Linked DNA regions of Homo sapiens: region 2 is linked to region 1. The links are chromatin contacts, found by Hi-C or POLR2A ChIA-PET in ENCODE. All regions are on one chromosome and are shown on one strand. The core of a region is the stretch at or near the end of the contact, and the rest is flanking DNA. Distances in the headings are between cores, read along the strand shown.

The links. A loop is a pair of places that touch in the nucleus more often than their neighbours do. ChIA-PET counts read pairs that join two places held with the same protein, here RNA polymerase II (POLR2A). Pooled maps may share reads with other maps.
Region 2: a map of posterior vena cava shows a loop between it and region 1 (2.6-fold over the local background). The contact joins two enhancer-like sites. A Hi-C loop is called at or near these places in 20 of 168 maps with a recorded cell type or tissue (PC-3, PC-9, adrenal gland and 10 more) and 15 of 50 pooled maps. POLR2A ChIA-PET finds 5 or more read pairs at or near these places in 1 of 52 experiments (AG04450).

What each region holds. Positions count from the first base shown.
Region 1 is chr3:100,089,157-100,094,509 of GRCh38, forward strand. All of the region lies in intron 1 of CMSS1 (cms1 ribosomal small subunit homolog), which reads left to right. The region is part of intron 1 of FILIP1L (filamin A interacting protein 1 like); the gene reads right to left. Among named protein-coding and RNA genes, the nearest start is that of FILIP1L, 23 kb to the right of the region's middle. RefSeq lists an enhancer at 1,017-1,517. Within about 2 kb of position 1,380, at least 3 of the 41 ENCODE cell types and tissues checked have a DNase peak (open chromatin) inside an H3K27ac peak, as active enhancers do; they include gastrocnemius medialis and psoas muscle, where a contact is called at or near this core.
Region 2 is chr3:100,148,058-100,153,265 of GRCh38, forward strand. The region is part of intron 2 of CMSS1 (cms1 ribosomal small subunit homolog); the gene reads left to right. LOC105374009 (a long non-coding RNA gene) reads right to left here. Exons shown (of 5, transcript XR_007095984.1): 2 at 4,470-4,611; 3 at 3,739-3,893; 4 at 1,007-1,093. Among named protein-coding and RNA genes, the nearest start is that of FILIP1L, 36 kb to the left of the region's middle. Within about 2 kb of position 1,839, at least 2 of the 41 ENCODE cell types and tissues checked have a DNase peak (open chromatin) inside an H3K27ac peak, as active enhancers do; they include gastrocnemius medialis and psoas muscle, where a contact is called at or near this core.

The sequences.
Region 1 (5,353 bases), core at 130-2,629:
GACATAGCTACTTTGCTAATACATTCCAACGTCTAGCTCTTGTTTTCAGTGGCTTAAAGATATGTAGTAATCTTATTGATCTGCTTTCCAATTTTTCTGGCTGTATTTGCCCTACAGGAAGTATTTTATTATTTAGAGTTCAGTTGCATTTTCTATTACTACACGCATATCCACAAGCAAAACCATCCAGAGAGATTTACTTGGTTTTCCTGTTCTTTCCTACTCAACAATGCTAGCTAATACTCTTCAAAATTAAATATTCTTTGTTTTTACTAACTTTATGCAAGTAATGGATTAACTGAATTTAAAGCCCTAAAGAGTAGATGGAGATGAAGATATGAAGATTTTTCTGCATCCACCTATAAGTCAAAGCCTCATGTCAAGCAAAAAGGATAGGAAGCAGAAACATTTCTAAAACTGAACAATTTAACAGACTAGAACTAAGCATTTCCCATTATGGTTCTTTATATGATATTTGATAACTGAATCACTTTACTGATGTCTTACATTGAGTGAAAAGGTAGTATAATATAAATACAAATTTCATAGGCATTTGTATGAAGTAAGAATTCATTGCTCGTTAATAATCTGGAAAAGAAGACACCCGTGGCTAATTGAGGAAGATTTAGTCAGGCTTTTTAAGTAGAATGTCATATTAGGAACAACTGGATTCTAGTCTCCATTTTTGCCACCTACTAGTTCAGTGACCTGGAGCAAGTCTTGTCTTCCGTTTCCTAGGCTGTGAACTGTAGGAATTGACTCAGATGATCTCTAAGACCTCCTCTAGTACTGAACAAAATTGGAGGGAGGAAATAGTACACTCATCTTCCCTACTCCCCCGCAACTGCAAAGCCAGCTAGCTTTTCTCCTGATAGGAGTGCGTGGAGCCACAGAAAACTTCACTGATGTTTATCTCAAAGCTCATTGCTTCACTGTCTGCAGCTGATCCTTCTGAGCTCCTTCCATGGAGGGCTTGTTCCAAGGGCAGTCCCTCCCTAAACTATGAAGCACTCTATGAATGCCCCTTCTAGTAAGGCCCCAGGCACCTTTGTCCACATGGGTCCATTGTGCAGCTGTTTGCTATTGTTTTCTTCAAGATTCAAATTTAACTGTCCCGATCTTCTGAGTCTTTAAGATAGTCAAGGGAACATTAGCTCACTGAAAATAATTGAAAACACCTTTTGGAAAAGTGCAGCTGGGAATGCAAGCATGGGATTCAATCATGCTGGTCGTGATTTTTCAGGGAAGAGATTATTCCTCTACCTTATAACATTTTCTAAGAAATTTAGAGAAAGCAATTCCACCTCTGATTTTCTGAGTCATAGTCTTTGAGAGCAAAACCAGGCGACAGAGATGCATGACTTGCCCAGGCCCTCCCAGTGGTAGGTTATGAAACTGTTCTGCAATCCCCTGCCTGGGCTCTTTCTCTGCAACACTAGCCTCTGCCTTTCCAAAGCCTTCCTGGTGTTGCAGTCGTGTTCTCTGTAGCATTTCCCATTGCCTTTGACCCTGAGTCACTCCTATCATGAAATAAGGCTGTATTTAATTAGGACACCCAAATGCTCAGGAAAACCTCTCCATCAGAACTGCACAACTTGTCTGATCACCACTGTCCTAGGAGCTCTCTGCAGGTATGCCAGTGCTGACAGGCTGACTGGCCTCAGGAATATGGTATCTCCTATCCTCCCTAGAGCTTGCCTGCTTCATTCCATCCCATGTAGTCTAAAGTATATTTTAAGAAAACTTGAAATGAGTGCAGAGGTTAAACATTTCAAAGTAGCTTGGGATTACAAGTAATTTTAACCCAAGGTCATTTGGAAAATGTCATTCCTGAAACCCTACCTTAGGCCCGGGCACAGTGGCTCACGCCTGTAATCCCAGAACTTTGGGAGGCCGAGGTGGGCGGATCACGAGATCAGGAGATCGAGACCATCCTGGCTAACACGGTGAAACCCCGTCTCTACTAAAAATACAAAAACTTAGCTGGGCATGGTGGCGGGCACCTGTAGTCCCAGCTACTCGGGAGGCTGAGGCAGGAGAATGGCGTGAACCTGGAAGGCGGAACTTGCAGTGAGCCGAGATTGCGCCACTGCACTCCAGACTAGGCGACAGAGCGAGACTCCGTCTCAAAAAAAAAAAAAAAAAAGAAAAAAGAAACCCTGCCTTTAAGGGGTGTGCATGTATGTATGTGTATGTATGTTCACCTTCTTCTTCCAAAACAAAATGTTTTAATAAATGAACTTTGTGGAATTTGATTGGAAAGACTCATGTTTTGTAAGGGAAGAAGAAGTGTAAGAAATTAGGTAACAAGAGCAGCCAGTTTTAAAGATGCATGCTGATAAATGCTTTGCAGCACAAGCCTTCTACCCTGTTCCCAGCCATAAGCATCATAAGTTATTCTGTCACCAAAAGTGTAGCCATGTTCTAACTTACGTGCCTGACTTACATTACAAAAGTATAACTAGCTTCTCAATTTCCCACATAATCTTTTTATCTGCAGCCACTTGAGTATCCCAAATTCCTGTTTCTGCCATCTCTGACAAGAATAAAAATAATGGAAAACTAACCATTTTCTACCAGTATCATTAGTCAGAGTAAAATCCTTTTTCTAGACATATTTCCAATATTTTCCTTAAGACAGGATTATTTGCTCAGCGTCTCCTCTCGTGATTCACAGGTACATTGTTCCGATTCCACGTTGGGCCTGAGTAAATATTAATTGAAACTGTAAAGGCAGTATATAACATGGTGGTTAAGAACTCAGGTTCTAGGGTCAGATTTCTCAGGTTAGAATCTTAACGCTGATCTTTACCAGCTATCTGTCCTAGGGCAAGTTGCTTGATCTCTCTGGACCTTATTTGTGCCACATATGTAAAATGGGGTTGCGGATATTAATATCTATTTCATAGGGCTATTATGAGCAGTGGTCCTTAAAAATGTACTCTGTAAAGAATTTAGAAAAAATGCATACTTCCTCACACATTTTTAAGTTGGATCTAAAACTTTTTATCATGGCTTTCAAAGTTTATTTTTGTTAAATAGGAGGTAGAAAAGAGTAAATATTCTATAACAGTATTAAATAAGAATTGATTGTGATTGGAAATAGTTGACATGCTGGCTAAAGATGTCCTGATGAAAGCATGTGTCCCTGAAACCAGTAGATTTCCCGTCATAGCATATTTTGGATTCCAGGAGTCTGTTTACCCCAAAGACAATGGTATACAAGATAATGAACTGTAATAAGATTTGTTTTGAGTGAGAAGTTTGGCTTTTTTTTAACATGGAAAAGCCAATATGAATGTAGTTGGATTCTCAGGCAGCTGAAAAATAAAGTACAAATGGAAGTTAAGGTCTAAAGACAAATTTCCTTAAAATACCCTTGCATGTGTATATCTTGTATTTGCATGCCCAGTACACATACCCCAGTTGGAAGGCCACTAGTTATGAGGGTTAAATGAGTCAATGCATGTTAAGCTCCTAGAATAACGCCTGGTATCTAGTATGCACTGAGCAAACATACATTATTGCTATTATTATTTTAGGTTCTCCCTTTAGAGAAAAAAATATTCATACTTACTCTGAGGTCCTACCTTGTCCTCATGTCTTATCTCCCTGCATTCAGCATCCTTTAGAATTAAGTGACTAAGGATCAGAAGTATCTATTACCTCTGTATTGGGATCATGGTTCCATTCTTCTCACAAGACAAACTCATTCCAGGAGTTAACAGCGGGGACTTTCTGGTCAAATTCTATTCAGTTTAGCTATCTATAAATATGACATTCTCCTGGATACACATAACTCTCACTACCTATGGATCCAGCCTGATGCTAAAGGTTCCATAAATTGAGAATTTGTGGGGTTTCATAAATACGTTGAAGGAGTAGAGGTTACTAGATAACTGCAGAAATAGAATACAGAATGGAAAAAATTGAAGTGTAAAATTTTAAAAGAAAAGGTTAGCTCATTTTAAACATACTCTATGCACTGGTCATCAGACACTTAGAAATCTCAAAATCAAAACAGGGACCTCTGGCCTAACATATTACCAGATATACTGAGTTGAGCAGCTTATGTCATTAGATATTAGTTCTGTGTTTTTATAGCTGATGTCTTCTGTAACTTTTTAGTTACCAAAACAATGTATGTTCATTTTAGAAAAAGTCAGATAATCCAGAAGGAGAAAATGAAAGTCACTGATATACTACCACCTAGGGATAAAGATTTTGATACATATTTTTTCTTACAAAAAATATATACTTACATTATTTTTCTTACAAAAAATATATACTTTTTTACAAAAAATATATACTTTTAATTTTTTAAGTAAACTTTTTACTTTGAGATAATTGTGATTCACATGCATTTGTACGGAATAATGCAGAGTGATTCCACATACACTTCAACCAGTTTCCTCCAATGGTAACATCTTACAGAACTGTAGTGGAATGTCACAACCAGTATATTTACATTGATACAGCTTAGAAAACATTTCTGTCACCACAAGGATCCCTCATGTTCACCTTTTATAGCCACAACCATTTTCCTCCCATCCCCTACTCTCTCCTGAAACCCTGGCAATCACTACTTCTCAATTTATATAATTTTGTCACTTCAAAAACAGTATATAAATAGAATCATACAACATGTAACCTTTTAGGATTGACATTTTTTTCACTTATCACATAGCACAATTTTCTGAAGAGTTATCTAGGACATCTGAGTTTTTTCCATTTTTTGGCTATTACAAATAAAACCACCATAAAGATTTGTGTACAGGTTGTTGTGTGAACACAAGTTTTCATTTCCCTGGGATGAATGCCCAGGAGTGCAGTTGCTGGGTTCATATGGTAGTTTTATAGAGTTACTGTACCAACTTACATTCCTACCAGCAATGTATGAGTGATGTAATTTCCCTGCATCCTTGCCAACATTTGGTGTCATCACTATTTTTTTAATTTTAGTAATTCTGATAGATGTGTAGTGATATTTCATTTTGATTTTCATTTGCATTTCCCTAGCAGTTAATGATGTGGGACATCTTTTCGTCACTTGTCATCTATATATCCATTTGAATGAAATGCTGGCTCATGTCTTTTGCCCATTTTCTAATTGAATTGATTGGATTGTTCTTTATTGTTAAGTTTTAAGAGTTCCTTATATTTTTTAAATGGTTGTCCTTTCTCACATATGTAGTTTGGTATATTTTCTCCCAATATCAAGATATTATTTTCATTCCCTTAACAGGATCTTTCATGTGGCAAAAGTCTTTTGTTTTGATACAGTGTAACTTATCAATTTTTTTATGGATTATACTTTTGGTGTTAAGTATAAAAACTCTTTGTCTAGACAGAG
Region 2 (5,208 bases), core at 589-3,088, 59 kb after region 1:
ATAAATCTATGTGATTTGGGGTTTTGTTTGTTTGTTTTTGAGATAGGGTCTTGCTCTGTTGCCCAGGCTAGAGGACAGTGGCACAATCATGGCTTACTGCAGGCTCAACCTCCCAAATTCAAGTGATCCTCCCACCTCAGTCTCCTGAGCAGCTGGGACTATCGATGTGCACCACCACACCGGCTAATTTCTTTATCTTTTTGTAGAGATGAGATCTCACTATGTTAGCCAGGCTGGTCTCGAACTTCTGGGCTCAAGTGATCCTCTTTCCCTTGGCCTCCCAAAGTGCTGGGATTACAGGCATGAGCCGCAGTGCCTGGCTTATGTGTGATCTTTTAAAGGACTGTCTATTACCAATCCAAAGTTACTATATTTTTCATTGCAACAATTTGGGGTCTTATTCTTATTGTAGGTGCTTTAAACTCATTACACCAGAGTGTTATTCTACCCAAAGTTTGTGACCCAGCTCAGGATAACTGTGAGAAGCAATTTAGTGTAGTGTTGCTTAACTTGCCCACCGAAGTGGACAAGTTAAATTTCCCTGTGACTCAGTCACCTTCTTGGTAAATGATAACAATTATTTCTTCCTCACAGAGTTGTAATGATGATTAAATAAGACTGTGCTTGATAAGCACTTCAAACAGTGGTTATCAGAGAGTAATCACTGAAGTGTTAATTATTATATAGTTAATAATTATATTATAATCTTTTTTATTTTGTCCATTATTTTTTCTTCCTGGGAAGGGACATGCAGAAAGGTATACATGTTTAATATATAATCATCTTGGTTTTTTTTCTCCAACCATTAAATATTTTGCTCAAAGGCCCTATACTAGTTTTAGTTTCAATCATTCTTCTGGAAACCTACAGGGTAACACATCCGTAGCTCTTCAATTTATTTCCTCAAGGTGGGGTTTAATTTTTCCCTAGCTTATCCCACTAATCATACCATAGTCATGCCCTCTCTGACTTTTGCCTCTAATCAATGTCTACCTACAGGACTTACTTGCACGTAGTCTTCTTCATACTCCATTGGCTTTCGTTTTTTTCTTGCTTTCCCCTTGATTTTCTTCTTGTTTGTTCCTTGCTCTTTCTGGACTCATTGGTAAAACAATAAAGACCTTTTATTGAGCAGTTAATACTGTTACTGTATAAGGCACACTGTAACATAATCCTCACGGCATCCCTAGGAGGTAGGTGGTACCCACTTTACAAAGAACCAGAGGCTCAGAGAGATGGGTTCTGGGGGTCATGGCCCATCTGCTTGGCTGTGAGCCAGACTCCAAGGATACTGTTGCTTTCACTTTCCTTTTTACCTGTCCTCTCTCTTTCAGCTCAGGAAAATTGGATTAACCGTGTTCTCATGTGTTTTGTTGGTCACATGCCATTGCTATTTTCTGCCAAGCAAAAAAATAATTACAAAACCTTAAGCTGTTACTGCCCCCTTTTAATCACTTTTCTCTTGCTTTAATTTCTTTCACCACCAAATTGCTTTGAAGAGTCCAAGTCCTAACCCCTTTCTCCAACCCTATCCTAATTTCCCTGGCCAGAGAAATATCATTTTTTTCTGAATTGACATGAGAATCTGCATGTGCTCCTCTGCCTCATATGAGTGTTGCCCATCTTGGTCCCTGCTTATCCCCAGGAGACTCACCTCGAGGACAGATTTTATCTGTGCGTCTCCACAGCGCCTGACATGGAACCTTGCCCTTAATTGGCACTCATTATTTGTGAAATGAAGGAATGAATGACCATACCGGTATCCCAGTTTTCTCATGACTCTTCCCATCTCAGCCCTTTGTCCCAGCTTGTGAGCTGTCCCCTCCCTGACACAGCTGCCTGCAGAGGTCTCTTGGGGCCTTGTGATGCCCTATCCCTCCTCCAACCACATCCCTGATTTCCCAACACAATTCCCTCCTTGAAAGGCTCCTCCACCTTGACATTCAGGGCTGGGGTCTGTCCTCTCCATCCCTGCCTGCCCACACAGTCCCTCCAACTCCCCTGTGGCCTCCTTCATCCTCTCTCTCCCACTGCTCTTCTCCCTCTGGAACTCATCCCACCACCCCAAGGATGACTTACTTGTCAGGCATACTGTCTGTCCTTTCAGGAGTCCTTCTCTAATTGTTTACACGCATAGAACTTGAGTCTCCAGCTGGTTCGTAAGTCCCTTGGGGCCAGGGTTTCTTTTGTGTCCACTATAGTACCTAACACAGTTTGGGGCTCTTATTTGGCAGATATGACCAGATGTATGTTTTCTAAATATAACTGCATTTTTTCTGGATCAATTTTTTAAAAATGTTATGCTATATTTAAATTTTAGATTTGTTTCAACTTTGCTTAAGACTGTACTATTCCTTCAGTTTTTCTTTATGCTTGTACAGGAACTACTTGGCATGATGCTGTCAGCTGTAATATACATTTAGGCTTTAATATCACCAGGCAAGAGCATCTGTCAAGATAGATGATGTTCCCTCCTTTGCCATAGCTGGGCCTCACATTTCTGTCGCTGAATACATGCCTCTAGTTTGTTCAGTATTTTAAGCAGCAGATTTATAACTTTAAAGTTTTTAAATCCATGCAACTACCTCATCTCTAGCAACCATTTCACATCTAAATAATCATCCTTGGCCTGCTTAATAATGTGAGTATAAAGATTTGCCAATAGTTCTTTTTCCCCCAGTAATCACTTCCAAAATAAATGATGAATTCCCTACTCCTAGAGATTGCATCACCCTCTTCCCTCTTCAGCATCAGTCATTTCAGAGCCAGCCCTAGTGACTTTGTAATTATGGTTCCCAGAATATAAACCCTTATGAAGGATTTTTTGACTTTTCCTTGATGCTTCCATGATGTCAGTAACATTTCAGTGGTTCCATGACCCATCTTCTCCTGCTCAGAGACCACAGTGGACTTCTTTTTTCTTCTGCTGGCCTTTGTTTATCTCCTTTAATCATAAAGGAATCTTCAGCAGGAGTGTTTCTCCCTTTCCCTTCTTGCTCTCCTTTCTCTACTGTTGTATTTTCTTGCTACTACTTTATTTGACCATTGGTCATTTCATATTTCTTCCACTCTTCATCTCCAAGATTATGCTTATCTATTGTTGAAAGAAAACAGAGCTGTGTCCTATTCATTCTCTGATTCACCTTTTTCCTTTTCATTATGGTTTCTCAGTTCTGTTCTGTGTATTAATCTATTGTTTCATTGACAAATTGCCCAAAAGTTAGCAGCTTAAAATAAAACAAAAACATTTATTATGTCAGTTTCTGTTATCTCACAGACATGGCTTAACTCAGTGCCTCTGGCTCTGCTTCTCTTGTCAGGTACCAGCCAAGTTGTGGGCTGGGGTTGGAGGCTTAGCTGGGGAGAGTTTACCTTGCAGCTCACTGGTGTGGATGCCGGCACGTCTCAATCTCTCACTATTTGAGCCTCTCCACAGGGTTGCCTCACAGCGTTGCAGTTGCCTTTCCCCAGGCCGAGTGATCCAAGAGGGAACCAGCAAAAGCACCCAAGACAGAAACCACAATCTTTTTATAGTTTATTCTCAGAGTTGACACCTCGTCACTTCTGCCATATTAAGCGAGTTAGTAAATCCAGTCCACATTCATGGGGAAGAGATTACAAAGGAATATGAGTACCGGGAGATCGAGATCATGAGGAGCTATCCTGGAATCTGGCTACCACACTCTTCCTCTGGCCCCCCAGTGACTTATATCCCTTCAATGTGCAGAATATACTCACCCCTCCAAGGATTGCAAAGTCTCATCCCATTGCAGTGTGAGCTCAATATCCAAAATCTTGTCATCTAAATCAGGTCCAGGTGCAGTTGGGGCTCCTCAGTTTTAATTCCTTAAGTACAGCTCTTTGAGTACATTTCTTCTTCTTAACCTGTGAAACTAAAGAGACAAGTTACCTCTCCCACATGCTCAACACACAGTGGTGGGACAAGTGTAGTATAACCTTTATTGACATTTCTATTCAAAAGAAGGCAAATAGGAGGCACATGGAGTCATTGGTACACAGCATTCTGAAGGCCATCCAAGCAAATATCAGGAGTTTATTTATTAAGTCTCGAGGCCTAAGAGTAATTCTCCATGGTTCTTGGCTCTGCCCTTGGGGCTTTGTTTTGTCCTCCAATTATCCTTCTTCTTTTTTTTTTTTTTCTATTAAAAGCAGAATGGGTTTGCAACTGAACAGCTAATGCAGCCTGCTTCTTGACAGAATTCTCCGTGTCCAAAGGCCTCTGTTCTCATTGTTCTCTGACTCTCTCAGCCCAAACTAGTGGTATTTCTGCATATATACCTCCTTTAAAAACTGTGGGTGTCACCTGTGATGCTTCTGGGGGTTCACTCCATTAGGCAGAAGTCACACCCCTAATCTCTTCTCTACCTTGGGCCCTTGCTGAGAGAATATGAGGCAATATTCCTTAAGCTTCCTAGAGGCAGCTTGTTTAAAAAAATCTGTGAGCACACCCTTAATTTATTTAAAGCGCTCCTATGTGACTGAATCGTATTCTGAGGCACCATCTTTGTTTCTTCTGAGGTCTTCACGAATGGTTTTAAGTCACACCCTTGATTTCATCTTTAATCTTCCTTCTCTCAATTCAACGCCTTCCTGTAAGACCCAAGAAGAAATCAGGTGTCACCTTCAACACTATTTGAAAATCTCCTTAGCTAGATTACCCTTGCCAATAGACACATTTTCCATATAATTTCAGAAAACTGTATTGCTAAACTTTCTACCACTGCATAACAAAGAGCCCCTTTCCTTTAGTTTCCAATAAGATTTTTCTTTCTTCAAGCCCTCACCTTCCATGTCTTCAAAGTCCAAAATTTCATAGTGTTGTTCAAGCGCATTCTTCATCAATCACTTTACTTTTGACACATTTCAGAGTAGTTTGCAAAATCAGTACACTCACTCCAGATACTTCAGCATGCATATCACTGACTAATGTTTAATATTTATCTTAAAGTATGTATATTTTCTTTTGAGGTAAAGTTAATATACAATAAATGTACAAATGTCAAATATACCATTCAATGAATTTTGACAAATAAATACAACTATGTAATTCAAAGCCCAGTCTGGATTGAAAAAACAGGATCATCACCCCCAGAATCCTTTCATGCCACCTGGGTCAATCACGATGCTAAATTCCTTGCCTCAGAGGCAACAACTGTTCCGATATTTTTTCTAAAAAATTAATTTTGC